Linked DNA regions of Homo sapiens: region 1 is linked to region 2. A link is an interaction called in ENCODE POLR2A ChIA-PET data of the cell type or tissue named here. Cell type or tissue: GM12878. All regions are shown on one strand. Links, peaks and the distances in the headings refer to the core of each region. The heading gives the core; the rest is flanking DNA. Region 1 has its middle 30 kb from the start of MIR4422. Region 2 overlaps USP24 (ubiquitin specific peptidase 24).

Region 1 (6,235 bases), core at 1-4,000, 82 kb before region 2:
AGGATGAGTAAACTCTCTTAGTTGGCAAAATACATTAAGTGGTTGGGTTGGAATGTCTCTCCTATGTGAGGCAGGGGAGGCACTTGTGTTGGGGCCAGAGGGAGGAAAGAGAAAGAGACCAGAAAAATGGAGGAAATGGAACTGGGAGAAGGCAGAAAGCTCTGTGGCTGGGACCCCCAACCTGCAACATCTGCCCCAGCCATCTTCAGCAGCAAACTAAGCTCACAAAAGAATTGGTGCATGTGGGTTTTGTAGAACTTGGTGGAAGGGCAGAACTTTGCCTCAGAATTGACTTGGGGCAGGGAGCACAAAGCAGTGAGGTGGAGGAAGAGATCAGAGCAAGAGAGAAATTGCAAAGAGGACTTGTGACGTCACAGGCTGTGGTGTTTGGGTTCAGGTCGAGGTTAACCAGACTTCCCAGGGAGGGGGAGCCCCAGCTGGCATCTAGGTTGCATAGATGCTTTCTGAAACACATTTTCACCCCTACAAGTCCTGGTGTGGGTTCAGGTGTTGCGATCTAACCAAAGCACCAAGAGTACAGGAGGACAATGATTTGTCTTCAGGAGAAGCCAGACTTCAACAAATTGACCCTCTCTCTCTGATTCTGGCAAAAGCTTGTCATGGCTTCAGCTTTCACTTCTGTTCTCTGCCCAGGCCTCCTGCTCCTCTTGTCCTTATCAAAACATATCTATCTTGTGTATTCATCCTCAGATTTTATCACCAAGGATCCCTGTCATTTATCCTTCCCTCTCTTCTTCCTCTCTCCTATAATTTTCAAAGATTTTATTGATCAAAGTGCATTGGCTCATGGTTGATTTATTTCTCCATATTTTAGCAATCAGAAGCTTGTACAATTGTCAATACTTCTGATTTGCTTGAGATAAAATTCATGCTGAACTGATATAATTCCAGGTCAAAACAATGCAGCTTTGTGGCTTAATAGTAGCTAATGTTTATGGAAACCTTATCATGTGCTAGGTAGCAATCCATTGAGGTAGGCATTATTATTATCCCCATTTTACAAACAAGGCCACAGAAGGGCTTAGCTTCCCTTCTGTGCAACTAGGTAACAAGCTAGAATTAAAACCCAGGTAGCTGGGCATGGTGGCTCACACCTGTAATCTCAGTACTTTGGGAGGCTGAGGTGGGCAGATCACCTGAGGTCTGAAATTCGAGACCAGCCTGGCCAACATGGTGAAACCCCATATCTACTAAAAATACAAAACTTAGTCGGGCATGGTGGTGGGGGGCCCGTATCCCAGCTACTCAGGAGGCTGAGGTAGGAGAATCACTTCAACCCTGGAGGCAGAGGTTGCATTGAGCTGAGATCATGCTATTGCACTCCAGCCTGGGCAAAAGAGAAAGACTCTGTTTCAAAAAAAAAAAAAAAAAACCCAGGTAACCTGGTAACAGAGCCCAAGACCTTCTATCCTTTTGTTATATCAAACTATTGCCAAGGTGCTTAAATATGCAGTTAAAGTATATAATGTCCATCATGTTTTATGAAATATACTGAAAATTTAGAGCCCCTCTATCGCTATCCTAGTACACCCCTAAGAGCTCTCATCTTCTAAGTAAAGGAACACTATAATAAATAAACCTGGCCGGTCAGGTGCGGTGGCTCATGCTTGTAATCCCAGCACTTTGGGAGGCCAATGCTCCCAAGTGAGCTCAAGAGTGCAAGACCAGCCTGGCCAGCATGGTGAAACCCTGCCTCTACTAAAAATACAAAAAATTAGGCCAGCATGGTGGCTCATGCCTGTAGCCCCAGCTAACTGCGAGGCTGAGGCAAGAGAATCGCTTGAACCTGGGAGGCAGAGGTTGCAGTGAGCCAGGATCACACCACCGCACACCAACCTGGGTGACAGAGCAACACTTCATCTCAAATAAATAAGTAAATAAATAAATCCCTCTTTAAGATAGTAATTACTTTTTGTTTTAGTGTTTTAAAGAAGCTGGTTTTACCACTTTATTCTAGAGTTTAAAAAAAAATCTCCTTTTTTTAAACTTGATTCGGTATACTTCTTTTCTTTTTCTTTTTTTATTGACTACAATATTTAAACTGCTCTGCCCAAAAATACAACAGCAAGGAAGGAAGCTTCATCTACTAATCATTTGCATACCTCTATAAATACTTCTGATTCTTACTAGCATACAGACATCAATTTCACCTAACTTTTGAGAAGTGTATACATATTCTTTTTGGTGCTATTTTGGATCCCATCCTTTTTATTAAGTGTAGCTTCAGATGTTCTCTACCGATGTAATTCATGCATTTGTCTTTTGATGCTTGCCATCTTGTGTTAATGTGTGGGAGCTTGCCATTCCACCTTCCAATTTGAGGTCATAGGGCTGGGTGATGAACATTACAGAGCTATAAATATTTCTGGTTTTTGTTTTGTTTTGACAAATGACCTTCTTTTCTTTTCAAATTATTTGCTTAGGATATTTTCCCAAAAGTGGGACTGCCAGGCCTGACAACAGAAGGGCTTAATGAAGCAAACACAGACATTGGAGTGAGGCCTGACTTCACCACTTACTGTCGGGTGGCTTTAAACATTTGCTTAATCTCTTCGTAAACCTCATAAAGCAAATGATAATAGTATCATTCCCATAAGGTAGTTACAAGGATTAACAATAAAATAAAAGACATGAAACCATAATAGGCCGTCACTAAATGGAGGCAGCTGTTGTTACTATTACTAATTTAAGGCCTTTTATTTTTTCTGTAAGTTGCCATCTTACTTTCCAGAAAGCTTGCACAATAAAAAGATGCTGCTCAGCTTACATCCAGATAAACCCATCCTAAGTTGAAAATATCCTAAACTGAAATGGATTTAATACACCCCACATACCAAACATCATAGCTTAGCCTGGCCTACCTTAAACATGCTCAGAACACTTACATTACCCTATAGTTAGGCAAACTCATCAAACACGAAGCCTATTTTATAATAAATGTTAAATACTGTTTGCAGGTGGGTATTTTATAGACATGATAAGATGTGAAAACACAATATTCAAAAAACGTTGGCAACACCATATGCAGTAAAGTATTGTTTTACCCCTGTGATTCCATGGCTGACTGGGAGCTGTGGCTCACTTCTGCTGCCCGGCATTGCAAGAGAGTACCCTACCTCGTATCACTAGCCCAGGAAAAGATCAAAATCCAATATCTGAAGTATGGTTTCTACCAGACGCATGTGGCTTTCACACCATCATAAAGTCAAAAAATCGTAACTTGAACCATTGTAAGTTGAGGCCCATCTGTGTAGCTTAATTATTAATTAAGACTTAATGCCTAGGCACTGTGGCTCATGCCTGTAACCCCAGCACTTTGGGAGGCTAAGGCGGGCGGATCACCTGAGGTTGAGAGTTCGAGACCAGCCTGGCCAACATGGCGAAACCCCATCTTTACTAAAAATACAAAAATTAGCCGGGCATGGTGGCAGGCATCTGTAATCCCAGCTACTCAGGAGGATAAGGCAGGAGAATCACTCGAACCCAGGAAGCGGAGATTGCAGTGAACCGAGATCATGCCACTGCACTCCAGCCTGGGCAACAGAGCAAGACTCCGTCTCAAAAAAAAAAAACACTTAATAATTCAGACTGATCATAGTTTAATGTGTTTCCCATCTATGGCATTTTCTTTTAGTAGGGCTTCCAAGAGATGGCATACCTTAGTGCAAATATTAATAGTAGAATCATCTCCCAACAATAACATATTAGAGGGAGGCTAATAATGTTATTGGAACATCCCTACCATTTATTGGTCACTGTTTACATGCCAGGCATAGTGCAGGAAGCTTCGCTGTGTTTTCCAGCTTAATCTTTGCATCCCTACAAGTTATGAATCACAGTACCATTTTAAAGATGAGAAAACTGACTCACTGTGATATTACATAAATTGTACTGGGCTGCACAGATAGAAGAGTCTGAGTTCAGGCCGGGCCTGGTGGCTCACACCTAATAATAATCCCAGCACATTGGGAGGCCGAGGTGGGTGGGTCATTTGAGGTTAGGAGTTTAAGACCAGCCTCGCCAACATGGTGAAACCCCATCTCTACTAAAAATACAAAAATTAGCCAGGCGGTAGTGGCATGCGCCTGTAATCCCAGCTACTCAGGAGGCTGAGGCAGGAGAATCGCTTGAGCCTGGGAGGCGGAGGTTGCAGTGAGCCGAGATCATGCCACTGTACTCCAGCCTGGGCAACAGAGCGAGACCCTGTCTCAAAAACAAATAAACAAACAAACAAAAAGAAGAGTCTGAGTTCAGTTTCAAACCAAGGTCTATATGACTTCAAAGCTCATGTTCTCTCCTTTGCACCAGGCTGCTTCCTAGTAAACTAGAATAACCATCCATTACTGATTACAGTGATTACTTTTTATTAAGTAAAATATAACGTGGACACCTGGGGAATATCAGGGTTCACACTTGAATCTTTCTGGAATCTGCTGTTTTGACGATCATTCTTGGCTGGACCCCTGCCCTCAAAACCATAATGTAATTTGATATTCTCATTCCCACAGCAGAAAATTCAGCAAGCATTCCCGTATCTTCAGCTATAAGCCCACCTGTGCTACTTAGTAAGCTTGGGCAAGTTTTTTAACCTACCAAAATCTCAACCTTTTAATCTATGAAGTGGGACTAATAATAGGACCTAACTCAAAGGGCTATAATTAGGAAAATTAAATGAACTAACATATGTACAAATTCCCAGTACAATACCCGGGACCTAGTAGATGTTTAGTAAATGTTACCAACTATTATAAAACTAACACATATTTTTTAATTTTTTATAGAGACAGAGTCTCACTATGTTGCCCAGGCTGGTCTCAAACTCCTGGGCTCAAGCAATCCATCCCGCCACAGCCTCCCAAATTGCTGGGATTACAGGTGTGAGCCACCAAGCCCAGCATATATTATTTTTAAATAAAGAAATAACCCATTTCCAACTTAGATGTCCTTGTCTTGATCCCTTTCCTCCTCTGCATAGTTCCCCCATCCTATCTCCGATAATATAAAAGCTGTTTGGAGATATTTCTGCCCGGGATTAGGTGGGGAGAAAACAAAATTAAACCAACCAGGCTATAAAAATTTTTCTTTGCCAAGATGGCTTTGAGTCAGGCCTGCTGGCAGCCAAAATATATGAGCCAAGGAGAGACGAAGGGTACAAGTCCCTTTAGAAAATGCCACTGTCAGGATCAATCTCTGGCATGGAGTCAGAGCTCGCCTCCTCTACGACAGGGTGAGCTGGACTGGACAAGCAGCCTTTGTTGCCCCAGCGGCCCCTACAGAGGTCGGGCCCAGATCCCTAAGTGTCAGCCAGCCTGGATTTCCCACTTGGAAAGTGAGGGCAGAGCCAGGGCCCCCAGGTGGGTCCCCTCTCACAGGACTGGTCACACCTGGCCAGAATGTTACACATCCATTCCTGAGAAGGGCAGTGGTGCCTGGAGGCAAAGTAACAAGGGGAGGTCATCAGAACAGTCATGACAGGAGGGAGCCAAGGTCAATGTGGGGAAAGAGAACCCAGCCTTCCAGGGAGAGGGAGAGCCGGTGAGAAGGTCCTGAGGGGGGTTGGTGGCTTGAAGAGTGGACAAAAAGCCACTGATAGCTGGACAGCAATGAGCTAGGGGCAATGGTAAAGTGAGACTAGCAGGGTGGGAAACTCATTGCTCAGGAACTTCTTGCTACATTGAAAGTTTCAGTTTTTATCTTAAAGGAAATGGAACATTTTAAACAGAGGAGAGACATAATCAGATTTGCATTTTAAAATAATATGCTGAATAAATATTCTTGAGCACAATAGGTTATGCAAGGTATCAAGAAGAGTGTTATGAAATAAATAGCACTTATTAAACATCCAGTTTAGCAGGGAGATGAGACCAGTAACCAAATGATTCTAATATCATGTGGAAAGATACATGTCTCATTAGAAAAGCTTTGTAAGTGGGGGACATAGAATTCAAAGGTAGAAGAGGGTGTTCTAAGAGAGATCTGCTAAGCTTCATGAAGATGGTGGAATTTGTAGAGGCAGTTACACAAGTAGGTAGCATAGCCTAGTGTTGTAGTGTGGACATTGTAGAGTGTAGACACTGGTATCTGACAGCCTGGGCCCAAAGTCTGCCTCTACTACTGGCATAAGAGTCGTGAGACCTTGGGTAAATTGCTTAACTTTTCTGTTCATTAGTAGTATTATTTTTATTTGAGCCAGACTTTAAGGAGAAATAGGTTT
Region 2 (9,372 bases), core at 1,248-5,247:
GTTTTGACTGATCATTGGTCCATCCCTTACAAGCGAGAAGAATCACTAGGCAAATGCCTGTTGGCATCTACCTACCTAGCAAGACTTGGTAAGTTTTCAGACCTTAGAACACATGAGGACATTTGTTTCATAGAAGGCCTGAGTTTAATCTTAGCCTTTGTTGTTGCCTAGCTGTGTGTTATTGGACAGATCATTTATTCTCTTAGTCTTCACTTATCTCCTGCAGAAGAAAAGCTTTGAACCAAATTAATTGTTTTCTTCTACCTTTGATAGAGTATAAGATTATTTAAAATATAATTGAAAAGCTTAATGGAAATTGAAATTAACTTTTTCCACAGAAGCTTGGAGTACTTTAAATTAAGGCTCATCAATTCAACAGCTTTTTTTTTAAGAGAAGAAAGTTATATTTATTTAACAAACTTGTGCTTATTAAGTACCTGACATTGTTTTAAGCTTTATAAATATCAAGCTATTAAAATAATAAAATATCAATAGGTTGGAAGAGTGGGTGTCAGTATGAACACCTGTACTAAAAAAAGAGAAAATAACTTATTTTTTCATATTGAATTCAGTTATGAAATGAATATGGCCAGAATATGGTGTATTTCTGACTGGCTTCTCAGCAGTAGCATTTATTGAGCACCTGTTAGGATCTAGGTACTATGCTAGGCAGTGGGTCTGAAAAAAAGAGAGTGTGTTTAGCAGTATTCCCAATGATAAGCAAAACCTATTATTGAGTTTAATAAAGAAATGTACTTTTTCCAAAAGATGATTTTACAGGGAACTTATTCATTAACTTAGCAAGTATTTATCACTTACTATGTGAATTGTGCCAGACACAAATCTGTGTAATGGAGTTCATTGGTTTGTTTTAGGGAAGAAGAGTAATTTAGGCATTTATTGCAAATATTTGTGTGGTTTTTTGGTTTTTGTTTTTGTTTTTGTTGTTTTTTTTTTTTTGGTTTTTGATTTTTGAGACAGGGTTGCTTAGGCTGCAGTGCAATGGCGTAGTCATGTCTCACTGCAGCCTCAACCTCCCAGGCTTAAGTGATCCTCCTACCTCAGCCTCCCAAGTAGCCGGGACAACAGGCAAGCACCACCACACCCAGCTTTTTATTTTTTGTAGGGACGGGGTTTCACTGTGTCGCCCAGGCTGGTCTCAAACTCTTGGGCTCAAGTGATCCTCTTGCCTCGGCCTCCCAAAGTTCTGGGATTAGAAAATATTTGTGTTTCTATAGAACTTTTTAGGGAAATAATAATGGCTAGTAAGTAGCTGCTGTTGGTGTTTTATTAGCTATTTAATCAGATCATTGAAGTTACTCTGACATGGAAATGTAAGTTCAATCATTTCAGTTCAATTGGTATTTATTTAATCTAATGCTATGGTTATTTCTCAGCCTTTCCTTCATCAAAGGTATATATTCTACTTTTAATAATTTCGTAAGAACTAAGGTTCCTATGACATAGTTCCATATGTATGGATTTAGAATGATGTATATGATTTTTACGAACTACCAAAGACCTAAATAACGTGTATTATTTCATTCATTTTACTAAGGTCTTTCTGAGTCTGACTTAAATAAAGTATATTATTTCATGCATTTTACTAAGGTCTTTCCGAGTCTGATGAGAATTGTAGAAGGTTTATGGACAGGTGTATGCCTGAAGCATTTAAAAAGGTAAGAAAAATGTGCTGCTGTGATATTTTGTGTGTGTCGGGGTGGGGGCAGGGTGAAGGAAGAGAAGCTTTTTGTTTTAATTTTAGTTTTTTATGTATAAGACCAGTTTATGAATCTTGTTTAACTGAGGAATCCTCTAATATGAAAAACGGAACTCTGAATTTGGGGCTTATAAATGATTTACTTCTTTTATATTGTCTGTATGTGTCTTTGGTTAAATATAACTTTTATTAATAATAAATACTTCCTACTATTTAATTGCTAAAGAATAGATTAAGACTTAATTATACTAGACTTAATAGATTAAGACTTAATTATACTAGGATATTGCACATATTAGTAAACAAAGGCTTGTGGCACTTAGAAAGACAGTATACACTTATCAAAATATGAGCCATTTTAAGTGTGTGAGACAGGAGAAGACATTTTAAACTACTAAAAGATTGACTAGGTATTCTCACTGACATGCATAAGGCACCATCTCTATTAGAGCCAGAGTGATATGCCTACTTCCATTTGGGTCACATCTCTTAGAAAGCAGTGTTTCTTAACAATGGGAATGGGAGATCACAAGAATTGTGTTTCTAAAAACAGACTGAATCAGCCTCCCTTTTTAGCAGATGAGCCTTGAATCCTCATTAGAGCAAGGACTGTGTCTGTTAACATACTGCCCTTTCCCCCAGCATATAACTAAGTGCCTAGCTCATAGAAAGAGCTCAGAAAAGTTGCAATGAATGATTCTTTTGCTGGCTTAACTGCTGGATTTTGACACCCATTTTTGTCCAATATGTAAATAAGTCACTAGAACTACAGATGGGTAATGTTTGCGTTTATCTTAAGACCCAGTTAAGGCCGGGTGCAATTGCTCACGCCTGTAATCCCAGCACCTTGGGAGGCCAAGGCAGGCAGATCACAAGGTTAGGAGTTCAAGACCAGCCTGGCCAACATAGTGAAACCCTATCTCTACTAAAAATGCAAAAAATTAGCTGGGCCTGGTGGTGGGCACCTATAATCCCAGCTACGCAGGAGGCTGAGGCAGGAGAATCTGTTGAACCCGGGAGGTGGAGGTTGCAGTGAGCCAAGATCACACCATTGCACTCCAGCCCGCGTGACAGTGCGAGGCTCCGTCTCAAAAAAAAAAAAAAAAAAAAAAAAAGAGACCCAGTAAAACAAAGAGTTCATTTGCAAATAGTTATTCCCAGTTGCATTTTGGTAGGCAGAATCTCCCTTGATTCAAGCCTTAAAAAATATATATATAATTAATTTTAGAAGCAAAAGTAGCTTCATTTTTTAAAAAATGGAGAAATCTTTTCAAATTGTCATTTGGGCAAAGATTATATGAAATGAAGATTTATCTTCATTTTAGATTAGCTCATCCATCAGTTTGTAGTTTAAAATAATTTTAAGCTTTTAAGAATTACAGCAGCTTTTAAAAAATCCAAAATTGGCTAGGCCCAGTGCTTCGCACTATAATCCCAGCACTTTGTGAGGCCAAAAGCGGGAGGACATCTTGAGGCCAGGAGTTTCAGACCAGCCTGGGCAACATGTGAGACCCCTGTCTCTACAAAATTTAAAAAAAGTAAAATAAAAATAGCAAAATTGTTATATTGTAACATACTGTGACACACATCACAGTGGATGCATAAACTTAAAAGGAAAAGTGTATTCAGAGTTGTGGAAAAGGACTTATTCAAGGTTGAGGATCTCCAGATCCAGAAATCCGTGTATCCAGTCCATTCACCAGCAAGTTGCATATTTGGAATATAATACTCTAACTCTGTACAGAGATACTTCAGAAAACTGTTTTGTCTCATGCCTTCAGCTGTTAGGAGCAGTATAATAAATGGTCACATGGTTGGTCATTTTTCTGTAAAACTGTGAGTACAAAGGTACCATGCCTTATATTATTCAGTTTTGTTAAAGTAAAAATATTAAATTCTTTTGCACTTTAGAGCTATTAAAAAGGTTCTCCTCCCCGTCAATTAGGCATACTTTCTTTTATTAAATCAGAAGAGCTAGAGTTCTGTGTGCCTTTAGGCTTGTCTGCCAGAAAACTCAGTAGGATTTGATATAATTGGTACTACTTACCTAGCTGTGTTTCTCGGTTCGATGACCATCCCTCTCCCCAATTCCCCAGGCTTTTCTCACGAGCTGTCACACATTTTCTTTTAGAAGTAAGGGTATGAATGATATGTGATTACATAAATAAGGTGCACAAAGGAGCTTTGTTGTCATTTCCACCTTCTTCACCTTTTACCTTCAGGCTAGCCTGGATTTTTACTAGTGTATTCAGGCAGAGAAGATAATTCAGGTTTGACCATAGTGCATGGTTATGTTTAAACCTTGTGTGCATCTTCTTCACAAGGTACTGCCTGCCTTTCCCTATCTCTTCTAGAATGTAGGCAGAATTGCATTTTCAAAGTGAAAAATGAGCAAATGGAATGGTGCCAGAGGGATTGCTGCTTAATCCACATACATTTTTATTTTGTAGTCACTTGAAGCTTCTTAATTGGTAATCTCTGCTTTGTTTTGCTTTATTATTTAATTTTTAACTATAGGAGGAATATATAGTCAGGCAAAAAAAATTCTGCAAAAAATAGTAACTTACTGGTTTACATAAAATCAGTCTTATGACTTCTGCTAATTTGAGCAAGTAGTGCGGCTAATTAGTATTTAGAAAATCTGGAACCGAGGTTTTTCTCTGCAGCTATTACAGTTTGGGCTCTTCCAGCCTGCTCTTTTTAAAGAGGTTCTCAGTGAAGCCAAGATGAAATTTTTGTTGTATAGTATTTTCCCTTTGAATATTTGTTGCATAGTATTTTCCCTTTGAAAAATCTTACAAAAACATGAAACCACCATACCAATTTAAGTGAAATCCTTTGATTTTTCATTTCTTGTTCTGGCACTTGTTCTACACTTCCCCAAAGACCAGAAGACTGAGAATTAAGGGCATTCAATTTCTCTACTTTTTAAGGAATCTAAGAAAGTATCTAATTATAAGATTTGTACCATTGTTTTATATTTGATGTTTTATGTTTAAGAAACATAGCTACAAAGTAAACAGTTTAATGTCTTAAAACTTAGAGCTAATTTAGATTTGCTTAAACAATTAAAAAAAAATATTATTTTGTACATACCAAAAAGGAAAATGTAAGCCAAATAAACTGTTAAGATATTTCTAAGATTTTTTTTCACATTCTGAGTCCTGCTGTCATCTAGTCAACAGGTAGAAAAAAATTATCCTATTTCTGAGATGTTAAAAAATATTAAAAGGATATGTATGTTAGAATCCGTGCAATACAGCATTCATTTCTTAGGTTCCAGAAATATTAATATGGACAGCCAGCCATCAAGATATATTAATAATGCCTTACCATTTATAAAATGCTTTTATATTTGTTATATCTTTTAATCCTCATAACATTTGTATGAAGTAGGTAAGAGTTATGCCTCTTTAGAGATAAGAGAACTGAGCCGTTGAGAACTCAGGTAAATTTGTTCAAGGCCACACAGCTAGAAAACAGTAATACTGGAATTGATCTCAGGTTTTTACCTTGCTCGGCACCATTTGACCTACCCTTGTAATTATGAAAAGTAGAGGACCAAATAAAATTTTTCTTTTAAACAAAGTGCTTTCATGCAAGAGAATTAAAATTCAAAAGCAAAACTCTGTATTGACTTTGAAATAAATGGGCAAGTAGATGAACTACAGCTATGGGTCTTTTAAAAGCCAATCATCTACATAAAAAAGTATTTTCATCATAATCTCTCACTTATTTGAGATGGACTTGATAAACTGTAGATTTATTTTCTTTTTTCAAGTTAGACTCTAGATTGCCCTTTATGTTTTTATAGCTCCTGACATCAAGTGCTGTTCACAAGTGGGGTACTGAAATTCATGAAGGAATTTACAACATGTTGATGCTATTAATAGAACTGGTCGCAGAGAGAATAAAACAAGATCCAATTCCCACTGGTCTCCTGGGTGTGCTTACAATGGTATAGTATCTCTAAAATTAAGTACTTTGTGTTTTGATTTTGTTTAAAATACTTGCTGTTCTCTGACTTGTAATTAATAATGAGTGATAATAATTTTATCGTTAAGGATATTAGCTGTTAGGATCCTTTGTCTTTATTTTAAAAGCAGAGCAACCATCTTGTGTTCTCAGTTTGAAAGAAGTGCTTTTCTAATTTTAATGGGTTTTTCAACTTACGGAATGATTAAATGCCTTTCTCTTACCTCTCCCCGATTATTCATGTCTTAAATACTTTCATATGGAGTGTTCATGTAGATGGAGTTTGGTTTCTGGCCTTTTCCCCCAACAGGTAACAGTAGCTGCATGAAGAAGGGACCCTCATATTTTCCCCTCCTGACTTCTGCCCTCAGTGCCTCTGTTCCTCATCTCATCCCCGGTAGCCCTAGCACACTTGGGGCATTGGCATCACACTGCCTTGAGTCAGACCTCTTATCCTGTTACCTCCTCCTCTTCCTTCACAGTGAACACTGAACAGGACAGGAGAATAGCACATTAATTCTTAGCACTTTTGCACTAGCTAAGGCGTATGCTTTCGGTGTATTCTTGAAAGATCCCATTAATGAGGGGAGTCAAAGGCTATATTTTTATCTTCTTTTCTAATGCTAATATGTGTTGCTATAGAAATAGATAATAATGTTTCTCTGTTCTCTTTGAATCTAGGCTTTCAATCCTGATAATGAATACCATTTTAAAAACAGAATGAAAGTGTCTCAAAGGAATTGGGCAGAAGTGTTTGGAGAGGGAAATATGTTTGCTGTTTCACCTGTATCGACTTTCCAAAAGGTAAACATCATTTAGTTTCATCTTTTTATAGAAAAATGTATTGAAAAAGAAGATTTTCTGTGCTATAAAAAAGACAAGTTACATGGGAGGATTAAAACAATCTGAAAAATGACAAATATCCCATCTGGCTCATAAAATTGCCTACATTTTTTTTCAGACAGTGCATAATTTTTCCATAGCTCTTAACTAATATCATGAAGAATTTTATAGGTTTGAAATGATGTTTAGTAAAATGAGAAATGTCTTTAGCGTCATCTATTAGATTATCAGAACCCCAGTTTAATTGGTGTTCCAGTTTCTTAGAGAGAGTTGAGAGACTATAGCATTTAAAATGATTACTTGTACCTAGAAAAAATAATCTAGTACTTAATCTCATATATATTTTCTTTTGAACTTCATATGCATTAAAACTTGCTTTTTCAGGCCTGGAACCAGTATATTTTATATCAAAAGACTACAGTCTGCCAATAAGAGTATACTCACAAGAAGTAGATAATCTAAACAGTCCTTTAGTTAAAACACTGTTTGGTTTCAGAAACAGTTGAAAGAAGTTGAGTTTAATCAATAGAAAACTGGTTCATTGCTTTAGTGGAAGCAGAGGTTTAGGTCAGCAATCATTTATTTAACATTTACTATGTGTCTGGCATTATTCTAAGTTTGAGGTATAAACATAAGTACACAGTCCTGTCTTTTAATATAAACAGTAATAAGATGTGATTACTAGCTTGTAGTATAGTGGAGGAAATACGAAAACAAAAAAATGACAGCATAATAAATAGTAGGTGGAATTATAATAATATGTACTGTACATAGAATCCAGGGGAAGGGGTAGTTATTGCCACCTTGAGGAGTCAGACAGTTCCCCAGAGAGGAGGAAAAAGCTGAGTGGAAAGGACAGTGAATATGTACTTTGGAATTTAATCCCCACAATGGCTCTTTGAGTTGGGTACTATTTTTACCCCCATTTCATAGGTGAGAACTGAAACAGACAGAAGTGAAGTACTTGCCCAAGTCCACATACCTAGTTACAGGGAGAACCCATGCAGGCAGCTAGTCTATGTTCTTTAACCATATGCAGTATTGCCTCCCCAAATGCTAAACTCTTCTCTTCAGATGTGTTGTGAAGATCAAGTGACAAATACACATAGAAATACTGAACGTGGTGGTTCACTCTAGTGAGCGCTCAGCAGATGTTCATTCTCTTTTTTTCACTTTACGTATGCATCCACTGAGACCCAGAAAGGTGCAGTCTTTGTGTTTCCTCTCATTACCACAAAGGAATTCTCTCTCCTCTAGATCCCCTCTTCTCTTGCCTTCTCAAGCATATTCCTCCTTCAGCTTTCTATTTTTTCTTTGGTATCCTCAATCTTTCCCTCACTGTTGGGATTGTTACTCTTGTATGCAACATGATGTAGTATTTCCCATCTTTAAATATTCTGCCTTTAATATCATATCCCTCTGTATGGTCCTCTGCTCCCCTTCCCAACCAGACCTCCTGAAGATTCCATGTCCTCCCTCTCAGTTATTCTTTCAGTGGTTATCCTAAAATGTTAACTTACTAAACAAAATCTAAATTTCACTAGTATCTTTCTCCTCCTTGAGCAGTACATAAAGACCTTAGAATGTTGCATGTGCTCGCTCCCCTCTTAAATGATTCATTACCTCTTTATTTTACTTGTGCATTGTCTTAGTCCCCTCCTATCATTTTTTACCCGGTAAAGTTGATAGTGCATTCTATAAAGAATCCTTTAGTAAGGTTCTGTTTGTGGGTAAGTCTTGGTTTTTGATGGCCTGAACTTTACTTTATTTCCCATTCCTTGAAGTATGTATTTTCACTGGGTTCAAAAGTCTAGATGATATTTCTTTTCTCTCAGAATATTAAAGATACCATTTCACTGTCTTGTGGCTTTGATTATTGCTGTGGAGAAGTTGGCTATTGATCTGACTGTGGTTCTTCTATTAGAAGTCTCTCTCTCCTCCATGGCTGTATTTTGAAATCTTTTCTTTCTCTTTAATGTTTGTAAATTTGATTGTAATGTGATTAACCATGGTATTCTTTTTATTTATTTTGCTTCAGATTCATTGGGCTTCTGAATCTATGGTTAATGTCTTACATCAATTCTGGAAATTTCTCAGCCTTTATCTTTTAAAATATTCCCTCTTCCCCATTAGTCTCTCTTCTTCTGAAACTTGATTGGATACATGTTAGACTGACTCATTCTGTCCTCTGTGACCCTTAACACCTTTTCACATTTTCCATTTTTTTGTCTCCTTGTGTTGCAATTGTGATAACTTTTTTCCAGATCTATAGTAGTACAATTCACGGATTTTTTTTAAATTTATATCTACTTTGCTGTTTAACTTGTTTATTTAAGTCTTTAATTTTGGTTACTGAATTTTTAATTTATATAAATTTTGTTTTTTTGACTGTTTCATTTTGTATTGTCTCATGTTCTTAACTCATATTTTCAAGCCCTAATTTGTTTAATGCTTACTTTATATTCTGTGCCTGATATTTACAAGTCTGATTCTGCTGGCTTTTACTCACTTGCTTTGTGTATGTATGTAGGTGTATGGAAATATATGTATACTTATTTGTTTGTTCATTTTTCTGTGAACTCATATTTCTTAGCATTTAATCTAGGAGGGGGCAGTTTGAGGCTTAAGTTGAAAGTTCTTTCTTCCAAAAAGGATGTACTTTTTGGTAAGTGCCTGGAAGCACTACAGTTTGTGACCATTTTAGAATAAATTATCAACTTAAGGTTTTTCAGACCATAATGTCAGTGTGAATTTGAGCAGTAAAGCCATATGAGGGCAATTCTGTGGTTATGAATTCTTGGAGAATTTTTTTCTCCCTTTAGGCATCCTTATTT

What was found. ChIA-PET counts read pairs that join two places held together with the same protein. Peaks named below come from ENCODE experiments on the same cell type or tissue, not always from the same donor. Only the 100,000 strongest peaks of a DNase experiment are listed, where the experiment ranks them.
Region 1: POLR2A ChIA-PET joins it to region 2 with 8 read pairs; 4 of 35 experiments call an interaction of 5 or more read pairs at or near these places.

What each region holds. Positions count from the first base shown.
Region 1 is chr1:55,252,343-55,258,577 of GRCh38, reverse strand. No RefSeq gene overlaps it. Among named protein-coding and RNA genes, the nearest start is that of MIR4422, 30 kb to the right of the region's middle. In GM12878, for the core only: no CTCF peak of the experiment used is centred there; DNase peaks (open chromatin) are centred at 397 and 2,307; H3K27ac peaks cover 2,110 bases.
Region 2 is chr1:55,168,683-55,178,054 of GRCh38, reverse strand. USP24 (ubiquitin specific peptidase 24) reads left to right here. Exons shown (of 68, transcript NM_015306.3): 2 at 1-88; 3 at 1,612-1,679; 4 at 5,535-5,678; 5 at 6,377-6,499. Among named protein-coding and RNA genes, the nearest start is that of USP24, 42 kb to the left of the region's middle. In GM12878, for the core only: no CTCF peak of the experiment used is centred there; no DNase peak of the experiment used is centred there.